2 separate regions of the Homo sapiens genome follow, and region 1 is linked to region 2. A link is a loop called in an ENCODE intact Hi-C map of the cell type or tissue named here. Cell type or tissue: ascending aorta. All regions are shown on one strand. Each heading gives the region's core, and the rest is flanking DNA. Links, peaks and the distances in the headings are about the cores only.

What was found. Hi-C counts contacts between places; a loop is a spot of excess contacts. Peaks named below come from ENCODE experiments on the same cell type or tissue, not always from the same donor. Only the 100,000 strongest peaks of a DNase experiment are listed, where the experiment ranks them.
Region 1: it touches region 2 in a loop (3-fold over the local background); 7 of 110 quality-filtered maps call a loop at or near these places.

What each region holds. Positions count from the first base shown.
Region 1 is chr11:123,129,942-123,135,310 of GRCh38, forward strand. All of the region lies in intron 1 of CLMP (CXADR like cell adhesion molecule), which reads right to left. It also overlaps the pseudogene LOC107984350. Among named protein-coding and RNA genes, the nearest start is that of CLMP, 63 kb to the right of the region's middle. RefSeq lists a silencer at 4,476-4,696. In ascending aorta, for the core only: no CTCF peak of the experiment used is centred there; DNase peaks (open chromatin) are centred at 690, 2,300, 2,660, 3,023 and 1 weaker place; H3K27ac peaks cover 5,000 bases.
Region 2 is chr11:123,193,128-123,198,496 of GRCh38, forward strand. CLMP (CXADR like cell adhesion molecule) reads right to left here and starts at 2,121. Exons shown (of 7, transcript NM_024769.5): 1 at 1,786-2,121. The coding sequence starts at 1,813. In ascending aorta, for the core only: no CTCF peak of the experiment used is centred there; DNase peaks (open chromatin) are centred at 855, 1,734, 2,244, 2,644 and 1 weaker place; H3K4me3 peaks cover 3,514 bases; H3K27ac peaks cover 3,433 bases.

The sequences.
Region 1 (5,369 bases), core at 176-5,175, 63 kb before region 2:
GACGTAAGAAACTAGAGAAATAAATATAAGTTACAGAGCCAGGGATCAACTTTTGTCTCCTGCTCTGTTTAGCATTCAAAACCACTAAGCCACAGAGAAGACTCTGCCCACACTCAGAAAAGAGCATGTTAAAGCAGAATTGAGTGGAAACCTCTCTTCATAGGAATGCAGATGGTGAGAAAGAGTAAAAATATTCAAGGGAAAAGGAGGTAAAGAAAATTAGTGTTGGGGCTGGAGAACACTGCATGGTATTCATCTTTCAGAAATTTGAAACTCTGGGAACTTTACAGGGGAGTCCAAGGGATGTAACTGCCCCGAGAGGCCTCAAACTGGCCCTTTCGTGGATGAAGATCACTTCCCATCATTGTCACTCAGAGTCACCGTGGTCTGGTAGAGCTCCCTGGGAGGTGCTGGGAAATGGCCCCAGGACCATCAAGGCTTTGCCCTGCTTTCTGGGCAGGGTTCGGCAAAATTAAAAAGGAAGAAAGATTATTTATCGTCCACCCAGTGCAAATTAAGAAAAATGGTATGGTCTGGATGGTTTTTAAGCAAGTCAGGAGGGAGAAGAAAAATTTTAACACCCTTCCTTTGACACAAGCTGATGGCCCCTAAGTGATGTCCTCGCCCAGATGGACAGAAGCCCACCTTCACTGGCAGGCACCCACTGGGAACTGCATTGTTCCTGCCTCCTGCACATGCCAGGGAATGGACAGCAGGCATTCTGGGAGGGTGAGGGTTGAGCTGTGGAAAAGGGTTGGGGAAAAAAAAGTAGTTCAGGAGTCAGAAAATAGTTCACAAATCTAAAATTCCATTCAGAGCTGCTTCTAAACACCGTCATAGCAAAAAGTGTGGTAAGTTCTTTGTTTTCCTTCCCCAAATGGAATCGTTTTTTTCTTTTCCTTTTTTTTTTTTTTTTTTTGAGACGGAGTCTCACTCTGTCACCCAGGCTGGAGTGCAGTGGCGCTATCTCAGCTTACTGCAACCCCTGCCTCCCGGGTTCAAATGATTCTCCTGCCTCAGCCTCCCAAGTAGCTGGGATTACAGGTGTGCACCACCATGCCTGGCTAATTTTTGTATTTTTAGTAGAGACAGGGGTTCACCATGTTGGCCAGGCTGGTCTTGAACTCCTGACCTCAAGTGATCCACCCCCCTTGGGCTCTTAAAGTGCTGGGATTACAGGCGTGAGCCACCGTGCCCAGCCGGATTTCAAAAATAATATCTGTCATTCCAAAATAGTACTTAGGTGATCATTTTTCTTTCCCCCCAAATAGTATGACTGTTTAGTTTTAGATCTTTTTCTCATCCCTCAAATATAAAGAGCCTAGAAATTTCTCTTGCTCCATCAATTCCATTGAGAAATATTTCCTGGTAGCCACAAAGATTAGAAAAAAATACAGAAAAAAAAGAAAAAATATAGAAAGAATATTTTGACAAAGAAATATTTTGACTCTTGGAGGGAATTTCTAACTCTTCTTACTTTAATTTTATATATTTAAGATTAGAAGCAAAACAAAACAAATGAACAATAACCAAAAATAAGCCCAAAACTAACCTTTTCCAAACTCTTAAATACTGGGTTTCAAAACACAGTGTGGAGGATGGTTACTTGAGTGGGTTTGGGTCACATTGGAGTCCTGATTCTGACCTTAATCTATCTTTCTTTCTTTTTTCTTTTCTTTTCTATTTTTTTTGAAATGGAGTTTCGCTCTTGTTGCCCAGGCTGGAGTGCAATGGTGTGATCTCGGTTCACTGCAACCCCTGTCTCCCGGGTTTGAGTGATTCTCCTGCCTCAGCCTCCCGAGTAGCTGGGATTACAGGTATGCGCCACCACGTCCGGCTAATTTTTGTATTTTTAGTAGAGACGTGGTTTCACCATGTTGGCCAGGCTGGTTTCGAACTCCTAACCTCAGGCAATCCACCTGCCTTAGCCTCCCAAAGTGCTGGGATTACAGGCGTGAGCCACTGCACCTGACCAAGATCCTTAATTTTTCTAAACCTACGTTTATCATCTATAAAATGAGCCATCTTTTCACATGGCTCTCATAAGGATTAAATGCAATCTTGTTTAAAGCACGTTGTATAAAATTTATCTTAGCTATTATAGTAAGAAGTACAAAAGTGAAGGAAAGTAATAATCTTTGCGGGGGGGTCTATGTGTAAGAAACCTCTCAGGAAGGAGCAGAACTGAACCAAGTGCTGAGGCAGAACCTCTGCTCTACAAATAGCATTTTTTTTCTTTTTAGCAAATTGCAGAAGGATATGATTCCTAACTTCCTGCAGGCTGATTCAGTCCCATGCCAGGGCACACGGCCGGTGAGTGGGCAGCTGCCCTATTAAGGACTCAGCAAAGGAATGATTACTTTGGGGAACTGTCAAATACGGAAAGCTATTCGGAAGGCCCACATGGAGATGGCTGTTTCCTAAATCACAGTTTCCCCAATGTTTTCTATTCCTCTGTGCTCTGAGGTGATAACTTTTTCCTTTTTTTTCTCTTATTTTTGTCTCTCTCATTTTATTTTATTTTGTTTTATTTTTGAGACAGAGTCTTGCTCTGTTGCTCAGGCTGGAGTGCAGTGGTGCAATCTTGGCTCACGGCAACCTCCGCCTCTTGGGTTCAAGTGATTCTCCTGCCTCAGCCTTCTGAGTAGCTGGGATTACAGGCGCCTGCCACCACACCCAGCTAATTTTTGTATTTTTAGTAGAGATGGAGTTTCACCATGTTGGCCAGGCTAGTCTGGAACTCCTGACCTCAAGTGATTCACCCACCTCAGCCTCCCAAAGTGCTGGGATTACAGGTGTGAGACACTGTGCCTGGCCCTGTTTTTTATTTTATTTTTATTTATTTATTTTTTTTTGAGACAGGGTCTCACTCTGTGGCTCAGGCTGGAGGGCCAGTGGTGTGATCTCCGCTCACTGCAACCTCCACCTCCCAGGCTCAAGTGATTCTCCCACCTCAGCCTTGCAAGTAGGCGTGCACCACCATGCCCAGCTAATTTTTGTATTTTTTGGTAGAGGCAGGGTTTCACCATGTTGGCCAGGCTGGTCTCAAATTACTGACCTCAAGCGATCTGCCTGCCTCGGCCTCCCAAAGGCTGGGGTTATAGGGGTGTGTCACTATGCCTGGCCTCTGAGATTATAACTGCCCACTAAGGAATTCTAGAATTGTTGGGATGACCTGGAGATATGTTCAGGGAAAGACGGGAAGTTTGCAATGACATCAGTATAGAATCCACAGGCTCTAATGACTGGAAATGAGGCTGGAAAAGCGTAATGGAGCAAAATCAGAAGTTCACATGAACACAGACTCCTTGACCGGGCCCTAGTCAGGCTCCTCTGGGTCCTCCTTTTGACTAGGCCCAATCTTTGGCTCTGTCTAGGTCTGCTTACTCCAGTTTTATTAAGAATCCTACTGAGAGAGTTTAGTGGAATCCTCCTCTCGGTCTGACCACCGTCAACATCTTCTTACCCTTGCTTCCTTTTAGCAGAAATCTTGTTAAGTCAGTTTAGCAAAGAGTTACCCTACTTCCTAGTGATTTTGCATCCATTGATTCCCCTACCTTGTTTCTTGGCTATAAACTTCCACTTTCGCTTATTGTCCCTAGATTTGAGCCCCATCTCTAGCCCATACTACAAAACCCCATTGTAGTAGCCACTACTATGATGCGGTTCAGAACATCCTACCCCAAAATATGACACCTTGGCATATTGAGTATTTTAAGCCGAAGAAATCTGAGAAAGAGCAGGTGCAGGAAGGACTGTCTGACCTTCCCCTCAAGAAGGTCATAAGCCCCTGATATGAGAGGCAACCTCCTTATGCCCAGAGGAAGGAGTGTTCTTGTCTGTGAAGACAGGAACACTGAGACGAATCTGAGCGGGGAGGCCTTGCTGTCTCCCCCAGCTTATTACCCTTAGATCATACCCTTTTCCCATGATTTTTTACTCTTCATCAAACCTAGTAAAAACATGTCTAACTATTTTTCTGGGGCTTCTTTTCCTTATGAAGGCTCTCATGTCACATAAGACTTATATTAAATAAATTTGTAGGCAGTGGCTCCTGTCTATAATCCCAGCACTTTGGGAGGCCAAGGTGGGCGGATCACTTGAGGCCAGGAGTTCAAGACCAGTCTGGCCAACACGGTGAAACCCTGTCTCTACTAAAAATACAAAAATTCGCCAGGCGTGGTGGCACACACCTGTAATCCCAGCTACTCGGGAGGCTGAGGCATGAGAATCACTGGAACCTGGGAGGGGGAGGTTGCAGTGAGCCGAGATCTCGCCACTGCACTCCAGCCTGGGCGACAGTGAGACTCTGTCTTAAAAAAAAAAAAAGTATGCTTTTCTCTTATTAATCTGTCTTTTGTTACAGAGCCCCAGCAAAGGACCAAAAAGGGTAGAAGGAAAAGATTTTTTCTTTCTCCTACACTCCCCTTGAATATTTCTTACCATCTTTAACAAGTATTATGATTAATTTTTTCTTTCACAATAGCATACTAAGAAGATTAAAATTTGTCCCTGGTACTTAGGCAAAGGGGAGCCATTGGGGTTTTTAAGCAAGGGCATTTCATGTTCAAATTTGCACTCTAGACTGGGCACGGTGGCTCACACCTGTAATCCCAGCACTTTTGGAGGCTGAGGCGGGGGTGGGGGATCACGTGAGGTCAGGAGTTCGAGACCAGCCTGACCAACATGGTGAAACCCCATTTCTACTAAAAATATAAAAGCCCAGCATGGTAGTGCATGCTTGTAGTCCCAGCTACTCAGGAGGCTGAGGCACAAGAATCGCTTGAACCCAGGAGGTGGAGGTTACAGTGAACTGAGATTGTGCCACTGCACTCCAGCCCGGGCAACAGAGTGAGACTCCGTCTCAAAAAAAAAAAAATTGCTCTCTAGCACGTGAGCTTGTCAGTGTGCCAGCACACTGTCAGGACAGCGTTTGGCTTCATGGATACCAGCTGTCATAAATCCAAGAGCAGCAATAAACAAATTAACTGGTTTTGAAAATTTTTTTCCTTATTTACTTCAAGAACAACAAAATAGGCCAGGTGTGGTGGCTCATGCCTGTAATCCCAGCACTTTGGGAGGCTGAAGGAGGTGGATCACCTGAGGTCAGGAGTTCGAGACTAACCTGGCCAACATGGTGAAACCCCGTCTCTACTAAAAATACAAAAATTAGCCAGACATGGTGGCAGGCGCCTGTAATCCCAGTTACTTGTGAGGCTGAGGCAGGAGAATGGCTTGAACCCGGGAGACAGAGGTTGCAGTGAGCCAAGACCATGCCATTGCACTCTAGCCTGGGTGATAGAAAAAGACTCCGTCTCAAAAAAAAAAAAAAAACCTGAGAAAATTGTCAAATATCTTTGCAGTGTTTG
Region 2 (5,369 bases), core at 90-5,089:
CTGTAAAGCAATGCGCTTTAGCAAGCTTTCTCTGGAAGCAGGCAGCCTGCGCTCAAATTCCGTCTCCCCTAATTATGAGTGTGTGGCCTTGAGCAAGTTACCTGGCCTTTTTACAGCTTGGTTTCTTCATCTGTAAAATGAGGGTAGCCAACAAGGATGGCTGGGCAGCCAATAGGCTTGTTGTGAAGAACAAACGAATTACCAAGATAGTACATATAAAGTGTTCATATAACAAGGACTATTAGCTGTTTTTAATAAGAGAGCCCTGAAGTTTCATTCTACTAAATATCTGGTGATTGGTAACCTAGTGGTAGAGTCCAGTAAAGGGAATCAAGGTGCCATCCAGCTGCGCCAGATGTGCACAGGAACAGTATTGCAGTATTTGGTTAAGTCTAAAAGAGTTTAGAAAATAACCCCTCCCCACCTGCCTTACTTGAGCAATAGTTTGGCTTAGCCCACCTCTTTCATTTCTCTAACTTAAGTGATTATCAGCCTGAGGCTGGCCAAGATGGGTATGCATACAGTATAATTGGTTTGTAAAGTTTCAAAAAAGACAGAGAACTCTAACCACGTATTTCAGGATTTGGTGGTTCTTCTAGACACCAGCCTCCTTCAAACCTCTGGTGTTGTAGGCTAGAAGGGACTTAGGAACCATCTAGTATTCTCTTTCCAGAGCTAAAGACGTGGAAGCCCTGGATAAGGAGTAAGTTGTCTGAGGCCACCCAGCTAGTCAGTTCAAAACCAGGACCAGCTCTCCCGTGGCCTGGTGTTCAGGGTAGTGCTCACTCTTGACCACTGGCTGGCTCTTTGATTTTCTGATCTCCAGCTAACTGTGGGGCCTGTCTGCAGTGGATCCCATGCTTCAGGGTGCATAGTGACGTGCCCTTGGCTCTCCCTGACTGCCTTTCCTGCCCTGGCTCCTCAGACATTTCCAGTCACTCCGGTGGGCTCCTACCACCCACATCCCTGATGTCCTCTCCTGCAAACCTGCCTCTGCCTCAGGGCCTCTGAGGCCCCAAGAGTCCTGCCTGGGGGACCCCAGGAAGGGACGCTCAGGAGGACTCTTCCCTTTGCTCTGGAGCCTGTTTCAGGAAAAAGTGGTGCTTGCTCTATTTCCCTCTGTTCTGGTTCCTCTGCTGCGTTTTTTCCAAGTCTTCTTCACTCTCTGTGCTCGGACTCCCCCAGCCTTGCTCTTCTGTTTTACATTCCTGTTCTCCTCTTTTTCTCTCTCCTTCCCAACCCTTCCCCTTTCCCCTTTTCCTTCCTTCCCTGTGTGACTTGGGGCATTTGCATCTTCCTGGTGCTCCTTGGGCCCTGCCCTTTTTCCCTCTCCCCTTTCCTCTCCAACCCTGCCTATCCCCCACTCTGCTCACCCTTTAACACATCTGTTTCTAATCTGAGCCTCGGAGGCGCCTGTTTGAAACAACAACAAAAAACCCCCACCCTCAGGAACCTGGCACAAAAATTCCTGGATAAACCTTCCCTCCACCAATTCTCCACTTTTCCCAGATACACCAGAAACTAAACACCGCCCTAAAGAGGACCCTGCACATCAAACGGTTCCCCAAGCCTGTTCAAGGGCCCAGATGTGCGAGACAATCTCGATGGCCGACTGGGCGGCCCTCGGTTGCCAGATGTGCTCCTCCGTGGCCAGGAGGCAGGGACTGAAAAGCCGGCTGACTCCAGGGGCTGCAGGGACACCCGGTCAGAACCGGCGTCTTTCCCGGACGCAGGGCTGCGTTTGCCCACGGCCATCCAAACTCCCGCCCTCCCAGAGGCACTCACCTAGCAAGAGGAGAAGGAGGAGGGACATCCCGATCCCCGGACGCGGGCGCTTCCCCGCTCAGCTGCTGCTTGGCTCCGGGGCGGCCGGGCGCCTCCGACGGACCTCGGGCGAGCTGGGCGCGGCGCCTCGGGGTGCGCGCGAGGTGGCTGCAGCCATGTGCCGGGCGGGAGCCGGCCCCGCGCCCCGTGCCCCTGGGGGCAGATGGGCTCCCGGCGCTCGCCCCACCAGCTGGCGCCCGGACGGGAGCCGGGACCAGGGTCAGGGAGGAAAACGCGAGGCGAAAAGGCGCTACCGCTTCGTGGAACACTTTTCCCTGTTTGGAAAGAAAAAGGAGTGAAGAAAGAGAGAGGGAAAAAAAAAATTCAGCTGGAACCACATGGTTGCCTCCTACCGCAGCCCCTCCCTCTCTCTCTCGCTGTTCCCTCCTTCCCTCCCTCCCTCCCGCGCGGCGTTTGGGGTTTGCGGTGGGGGCCGGTCGGGGAGAAGCGTGAGCTGGCCGGGCAGGGAGGGCCGGGGGAGACCTGGGGCCGTGCAGAGGCGGGTGGGTTGAGAGGCGCCGGGCGTAGGATTGATTCTTTGCAGGAGGCATTGGTGACACCTCGGCTGAGAGCCCATGGACGAGGCCTTGTCCGTTCCTAGAGCTCTGCTCTCACTTGGTCCTTCTCTCCACTTCTCTCTCGCTTCTTTTTTACTCTCGTTTCTCTCTGCTTCCACGTCTCTCACAAATCTGGCGTTTCTCTCTTCCATCTCTTCCTCTCTAGGTCTCCTTGTTCGCATTCTTGCCTCTCCCTCCTCGTCTCCTCATGCCCTCTCCCCTCTGTCCTCTGCGCTCTTCTCGCCTCTCCTCTCCCTCCCCGTCTGGTTCTGTTAGTGTAAAGCCACCAGACTGACCAGGCCGACGGCGGGGCGCGGAAGTGGGTGCGAAGGCAGCCAGCGGCCGGCCGACCAGGGCTCTCCCCACCGACTGCCTGCTTTGGCACCCGGCTACCCCCCTTGGCCTGGCTTTCCTGGGGCCTTTCGCGTTCGCTCGCTTTCTACTGTCGGTATTTGCAGCAGCGCTCCCTCAGGTCCCGAGCAGAGCTAAGCCAGCCAGCACCCAGGGGAAGGGGACCCACAGCCCCGTGGAAAGAGGTCTATCGAGATGCTTTGCAGCAAAGTGCTCTGCACGTGGCCCTGGCCAAAATGTGCACCACCCCCTTTCAGAAAGAACATAAGGCAGAGGGAGCAGAATCCCCCTGGTGCCAGGGCCTGCGCGCCCGGGCTCCGGGAACCCGGCCCAGGAGGCTCGCGGAGGGCAGGAGGCTGGCGGCCGGACGGGGGCGGACGGTGGGTTCCGCGGAGCCGAGCAGCCCCGCCCCAGGGTCGGCCCCTGGGAGTCTGCCCTTCACTACCCTGCTGCTCAGCGGCAGCGGGAGGCAGCGAGACTAAGAAAGGGCAGTGAGGGTGGCGCTCAGACCTCAGCTGCCTGGACCTCCTGCCCTGACCTTGTGCCCAGGGCCTCTCAGAAACTCTGGTCCCAGTCTCTGAATGTCCCTGGAGGGCTTCTCCCTCAGCTGCCCAGAGGCATGATGACGCAATCGCTCACCTTCGGCCTCGCCAGAGCCCAGGTTGGAAGCCGGGGCCAGCGCTCTTGAGAAGAAAGATGAACCCCGCCGGGGCCGGTGGGCTGCCGAGTCACACATTTGCAATGAAATGCAAATGTGTAATGAAAACCCGTCCCATTTCGCAGACTAGGAAAGCAAAGGCCTGGAGAGGTTATGGAAGTTTCACAAGGTCACTCAGAGGACTTGCAAAAGCTGGGGCTGTTCCTAGGGCTCGCGGATCAGCTGGAGCATTGCTTTAGAATTGCAGCATTTCTCCACTCACTCCCTCACCCCTTCGATACCGATGTGTTAGCATCCACACTATGCCAGGTGCTTTTTTAGGTGTGAGGACACAAAGTGAGTAGAACTTGGAAGTTGACATTTAAAAAAACCTGGGAGGAGTATGTCATGAACACCAAGTATGGACCCAGAATCATATTATATTATTACGTGGTTTTTATTGGGTCATATTATTGACCTTTTTATATCATTCTTATTATACTGCTAAGGGATAGTCACTGAAAAAAAAATCACCATCCCTTAGCATGAATAGGAAGACAAGGAAACTATAACTTAGAGAGGCCTAAATATCTTGCCCCAGATCACAATAGAATTAAAATGCTTCTATTCCAATATTAATATTCTAATATTTAAAAATATTATTTTTTATATTGAGAAGTGTTTAAAAGGTCTCTTTGACTCCGAAGTAACTTTATTTTCCATTTCATACTAATTGTCTAATAGGGGAAATAGATACATTCACAACTATAATTTGTAAATGAATATGTTGAAAAAACCGTCTTTTTTCTTTTCTTTTTTTTTTTTTGAGACAGAGCCTCACTCTGTCACCCAGGTTCACTGCAACCTCTGCCTCCTGGGTGCAAGTGATCCTCCCACCTCATCCTTCCAAGTAGCTGAGACTACAGGCTCACACCATCATGCCCGGCTAATATTTGTATTTTTGGTAGAGATTGGGTTTCGCTGTATTGCCCAGGCTGGTCTCAAACTCCTGGGCTCAAGCAGTTCACCTGACTCGAACTCCCAAAATGCTGGGATTACGGGCATGAGCCACCATCCCCAGCCAAAAACAGTAATTCTTAAAGGCTGGAGAAGGTGGCAGAAAAACTACATACAGAAGGTAACTCTTTTGTTGTTTCTGCTTTATAATTAAAAAAAAAATTGACATTTTGGGCTTACAAAAAAGTTGAAAATAGTACAAAAATTCTTCACCCAGATTCCCCCTTTTTATTTCTCTCTAGAGGTGGGGTTTTTGCACAAGTTTTAAAGCCTCACCTCCACCCCACCGCTGCTGGTGGCCTTTCTCAAGAACTTAGTAATGCCAGTGCTGTTTATTGCTTGAGGGCTGGTGTGCGCATGAAGACAGATGTGTGTGGGTGTAGGCAGATATGTGTTTAAACCCAGTTGCTCAAGCCGAAGGTAACAGGCGCCTTTGGCTCTAGGTCATTAGTCACCAGCACAGGAAATGATTAGACTGAGATTGGGTCACAAGCACTCAATTTTCCCAGCCCCAAGTCTTGTAGCCAATATGGCACATATTTTTTGGAAGAGGATCTTTGGGTCCCTGAAGGTGTCTGTCTCTAAATCTGAAACCTCTTTTCTATTGGCATGGGTCTCTGGGCAGGAAGAGCAGAGAGAGAGTGCTTCTGCGATGGTTTGTAACTCACATCCCATCCCTACCAGTGCTGGGCCCCACTCTGGGCTGGGTGCCTCGGAGGATCCCAAGATTACGAGATAGTCCTTACCCTGAATGGACGGACCTCTCAGTTCAGAGGGAGAAAAAACACCAACATGGGAAATGTTTCAACAACAATACAAGAAAGTTAGATAGTTAAATGCCACAGTAAATTATCCTGACAATAAAAAACAGTGGGAATTCCAAGAAAGGAAAGAGCACCTTAGGCTGGGGTAATTGCGGAGGAGAGCAATGATGGAACCAGCCCTTGGGGGATGAACAGAATGTCATTAGAAGAGATGAGCTG